Linked DNA regions of Homo sapiens: region 1 is linked to region 2. Evidence: read pairs that join two places in POLR2A ChIA-PET (ENCODE). Cell type or tissue: MCF 10A. All regions are shown on one strand.

The links. Peaks named below come from ENCODE experiments on the same cell type or tissue, not always from the same donor. Only the 100,000 strongest peaks of a DNase experiment are listed, where the experiment ranks them.
Region 1: POLR2A ChIA-PET joins it to region 2 with 18 read pairs; 6 of 35 experiments call an interaction of 5 or more read pairs at or near these places.

Annotation. Positions count from the first base shown.
Region 1 is chr3:49,899,433-49,901,932 of GRCh38, forward strand. All of the region lies in intron 1 of MST1R (macrophage stimulating 1 receptor), which reads right to left. Among named protein-coding and RNA genes, the nearest start is that of MST1R, 3.2 kb to the right of the region's middle. In MCF 10A, a CTCF peak has its summit at 572 (motif pointing left); a DNase peak (open chromatin) is centred at 1,369.
Region 2 is chr3:49,785,322-49,787,821 of GRCh38, forward strand. IP6K1 (inositol hexakisphosphate kinase 1) reads right to left here and starts at 1,221. Exons shown (of 6, transcript NM_153273.4): 1 at 1,033-1,221. RefSeq lists silencers at 835-1,184, 1,920-2,084 and enhancers at 899-1,588, 1,675-1,744. In MCF 10A, no CTCF peak of the experiment used is centred here; DNase peaks (open chromatin) are centred at 1,330 and 1,840.

The sequences.
Region 1 (2,500 bases), 110 kb after region 2:
CAGTGTAGCAAGGGCAGGGAGAAGGCCCAGGCTGGAAGGTCCACTCCTCATTCTCCCTGCCCCACCCTGCCATGCCCATCCTGATGGTGAGTTACCCCCATTCCATCCTCACAACCACCCCGTACATCTTTTTTTTTTTTTTTTTTTTTTTTTTTTTTTTTGAGACGGAGTCTCACACTGTTGCTGGGGCTGGAGGGCAATGGTGTGATCTCAGCTCACTGCAACACCTCCCGGGTTCAAGAGATTCTCCTGCCTCAGCCTCCCGAGTAGCTGGGATTACAGGTGCTCGCCACCACCCCTGGCTAATTTTTTGTATTTTTAGTAGAGATGGGGGTTTCACGATGTTGGCCAGGCTGGTCTCGAACTCCTGACCTTGTGATTAGTCCGCCTTGGTCTCCCAGAGTGCTGGGATTACAGGCATGAGCCACGGTGCCTGGCCCACCCCGTACATCTCACAGATGAGGAAACAGGCTCAAGAGGTTTGGTCTCTGGTCCAAGGCATCATAGACCCTCAAGAGGAGAGCCCAGTTGGAAGTCTCAGCTCCGCAAGAGTCTTCTCCTGCCCCCTGCTGGCTCTTCTCTGACTCTCTGTGTGCACTTCAGCAAACCCTGTCTCCTCTGGGCTTCGGTTTCCCCACTTGCATAAGGGGCTGAATGCTGGAGTTAATTGGCCAGCACAAGGTTGGGGACATGGTCCTTCTCCCTAGACTCCAAAGGTCTGCCTGTACTCCTGGCTGCTTCCTATACCCCCCTTCAGGGTACAAAAGGGATAAACCAAACCCCTACAGCCTGGGTGCCAGAACTAAGTTCTGGAAGCTAGGGGGTACTAACCTCTCCCCTGCTTTTAGCAAGGGGGTGTTTTTGGGGGCTGCAATCACGCTCCAGGGGAGGACTGTGGAAGCTCTGGGAAACCAGTACACCAGGGTATGAACTCGCGGTGTTGGAGCTGAGTGCGAGGTGCAGACGGGGCTCAGTAGCCAGCCCTAGGTGCTTAGGACTCTCTCTCACCAGCCCGGAGGGCACTCCTCGAAGCAGGAGCCTCTGAAGGCTCCATCAGACCACAGAGGCTTAACCCAGTCCTGAGACCTCAGCACTGATTAGTAGCCCTGGAGGCAAAAGTAGATGTGGAGCTGAGCCTCGAAACCCCATACACCTTGTGCCTACAGCTTGGGGTGGGTGGGGACTGGGATTTTGTCCTCACTTGAGGCAGGAAATCGGCTTGGCTTGGCCCGAGCCGGAAGGCTGCCAGGTGTTTCTAGCATGACTCAGGGACAGGTGGGGCTCTGAAGGGGAATAGAGCCCTACCTTAGTCAGGCCCACACCCTAGCCTGCTTGTCCCTAGCCCCAGGACCTTAGCTCTACGTTCCCAGGCTTAGGTAGGGGCCCCCAGCTCCTGAAAACACGTAAGTGTCCAATGTCCCATGGAGGACAGGCACCAGCTCTGAGTCCCTCAGGCCTCCTGAGGCCAACCACTATGTGGGTGCTGCCCTAGTGGCTGCATGCCCAGAGTTGCTGGGCAAACACTGCACGGGGTGATTCACACACCTCCTGGGGGCCTGGCCAGCCTGTGAGCAGGGACCAAGATTAGTCTTCCTGGAGCCTGGCACTGCCCAGCCGTGCTGGGTGTCTTCTGACCCACTGACCACTAGGCAAGCTGGGGAGAGGTTCTGACTCCCCATTGGGAAGGAGAAGGGGCCAGGCAGGCCTGCCCAGGCCCAGACAAGGAGTCCCCAACCCTAGGGCCTCTCAACCCAGATGTACTCAGCAGAGGGAGGGAGGCTAAAGACCCCCAACCTCACATTGGGTGTAAGTTCTCCCATCTCCGAGGCATCAATAGGAGCGGAAAGGAGTCTTTCGAGAATGTCACAGCAGGCCCAGGGCCACAGGATGATAGCTAGAGAATCTAAGAACAGTAGCTGTGGGTCCCATTCCTTGGTCCAATCTTACTGCTGTTGCCTACACGATGGCTGGAGAGAACCTAGATAGAGTCTGTGGAAGGAGCCCCCAGTTCAGCACAGGCTTTGAGACTTCCTGCCTGGGGTAGGGCTCCAAATACAGTTAAAAAAAAAAGTCTGGGATGGACCAATTCCAACCAGCCCTTCCTAGGCCTTTACTTATCCCCAGATGTTTATAGTTGCTTGCACAAGACTAGAGTGAGGCTCCCAGAACCTTCTAGAACCAAGCTGCCATTCCATGAGTTCTGGGTACTCCCCCAATCACCCCCAATCATGGCAAAAACGTTAGTGAAGCCCAGGACATGCAGGCTCCCTAACAAGCTCCCAACTTCCAAGGCCCAGGAGGCTCCCTGGAACGTGGTGGCTGGCAGAAGGATGGGGGTGGGTGGGGGGAGGGGGTGTGGAGGAAGGGGAGATTCTCTGACAACTCCCGTCCCACCCCCTTTGGAAAGCAGAGCAAAACAAGGGAAAGTGAAACTGTTGGCAAGCAGCTGTGAGTCTGTGAATCTGTGAGCATCTCCCTGTGTATTTGTGCGTGGTGGTGG
Region 2 (2,500 bases):
ATGGTGAAACCCCGTCTCTATTAAAAATACAAAAATTAGCCGGGCATGGTGGCGCGTGTCTGTAGTCCTACCTACTCGGGAGGCTGAGGCAGGATAATCGCTTGAACCCGGGAGGTGGAGGCTGTGGTGAGCCGAGATCGCGCCACTGCACTCCGGCCTGGGCAACAGAGCGAGAGACTCTGTCTCAAAAGAAAAAAAAGAAAAAAAACAGTTAATTTGCCAGTTCCATATCATCCACAACAAAAACAAGTTTCTTTTTCCGATTCTAAGACACTCCTACGTTTCCTTTGTCTCCTATGGCGAGCATCCCTTTAGGAGATAAAATCAAGTCATCACCATAATACTCACTTTCTCCTAAAGCAAAAAGAGGAAGACATTACCACTCTCCAAAAAGTGGTGGTGAAGAACCAAAGAAATTATGTTCCAAAATAAAACTCAGCCATTATGGACATTTAACCAGGTTCTTTGCGAGGAAAACGGTGAGCTTCGAGGTACACGTGAGGTTCCGAACGGGTCTCAGGAAGCAGCAGCCAGGCAGAGGGTCCCCCTTGCCATAATCATAGGGCCGTGACACCGGCCTGCCTGGCTCGCGGGGGCTTTGGCTTGCTTCGTCTAGTCTTAGCATCCAGCGTCCTGAAAATCACTCGCAGGAACGCTATCTAAGAAAGAGGTAAGTCTATTTCTCAGCCAGGAGCAACATAACTCCCAGGAGAGCATCAGGGTGGCACCGGACACACTTTAGCGCTCCGGATCAGCGGAGTCCAGAGCTTCGGTCAGAGAAGCTGGTTTCCCGCTACTAGCCGGCCAACCCTCAGGCACTGGCGCTCTCCGTCCTCCACACCGGCTGTCCCCCCGGCTTCGGTGCCAGCATCTGGGAGGCTCGGCGGGCGGCCGGTCAGGACGCTCGAGCGATGTTCCAGTGATGGCCCCACCGGAGCCCCGACCCCACACGCGCCCACTCCAACCCCGCGCCCGCCACCGCCCTCCCCGCGGGCGTCAGGCCGGTCTATCGGCCCGGCTCCTGTCACTCACCTGCCCGGCCCGGGCACCGAGCGCCCACGGCTCCCTACGGGAGCTGGGCCCCCCGGGCCTCCAGGTTTCGGCCCGCCCCCTGGCAGGCAGCACAGGTGGCTGAGCACCGCTACAGCGGCCTCTCACCGGCCGCTTGGTCCAGCTCCCGGCGCTGCCCACTGGGTACGGATCAACAACAAGATGGCGGCTAGCCGAGGGGGCGGGGGCCGGGCGTCATAGTAACCAGGACTGCAAAGAACCCGCCCCCGAGGGGGTGCTATCCCCAATCAACAGTCTTTTTGCTCGTCGCCAGGGGAAGTGCTTCCTGCTGACAGGTCAGCTCACGTGTCAGTCAGAGTCTGCCTCTCAGGGCCTCTGCCGAAAGCGTGGGGCACGTGACTGTGACGGCATGGGTTGGCGCATGCGCTTCGTTCCCGGAGTGGCTGGCGGCGGAGTTTTCGCTGGCTACTACGAGGCCGGAGCGCCCTTGGCCTCTCTGCGTCCCTGGCCCTCGTGCGGTACCGGCGGCGTCTTGTCATACACTTGCGCACACACAGGGAATCTCAGCGGTGTGCTATTCGTTTTTTTGTCCCCCACTCTGGGAGAAGGGGGGTGCAGCCCCCAGTTCACTCTGGAGAGGAAACTGAGGCTCAGAGAGGGGAGGCCGAGCCAAGGTCACGCCACCTCTAGAAATGGAGGTGCTGGGTCTCGCACCTCCTCCTGCTGGTTTCAGAGTGTGAGGAGCCTCTATCCCAGCTTCCCACGCTTTGTCCCTTACTAGCCTCGAGGTACCGCAGTCTGTGCTGCCACAGCAGCCTCTGGCTCATTGCCCATGCTTTCCTGCCTGAGGTTTAGAGCCTAGCACAAGTCCTGACACACAGCGGGCACTCCCTTTTCTCTTCCCTAGAGCATCTTGTCTTGAGATCCTGTGACAGCATCTTTTGCCCTGGACTGTCATGACCGGCCTCCCAAGCAGACTAATGGTCCCAGGAAGATGGTCACACCTTGCTCCCCATACAGAACACCTAACTCTGGGCTTGGCTTCAGGCTTAGAACAACAGATGAAGTTACGTGGCCTGGGCCCACACCCAAATGCCCCAACTAGCTAACTCTGACTTTTGAGCCTTAGCCTCTCTTTAGCTTTGGTTGTCCCATCTGTAAAATGAAGATAAAAGTGGAGCTTCTCAGAGGAAGATTTAATGAGCCCTCAGAGCAGGGGAAGAACTCAGGAAAAATCTGCCTACAACCACTTCCTGGAACAACCTGCTTCCAAGTTGCTGTTCCTGAGGCGTGCCTTAAAACACTAACTTTGGTGGAAGCCCCATGAAGCGTTTTTGTTTTGCTTTGTTTTGTTCCCACAGAAGGCTTTCAGCTTCTTCCTGGCCCTGGGATACCATAACTGGTTCAGAAGGGGAGGTCCTCCTAGCTAGGCGCAGTGGCTCATGCCTGTAATCCAGCACTTTGGGAGGCCAAAGAAGGTGGATCACTT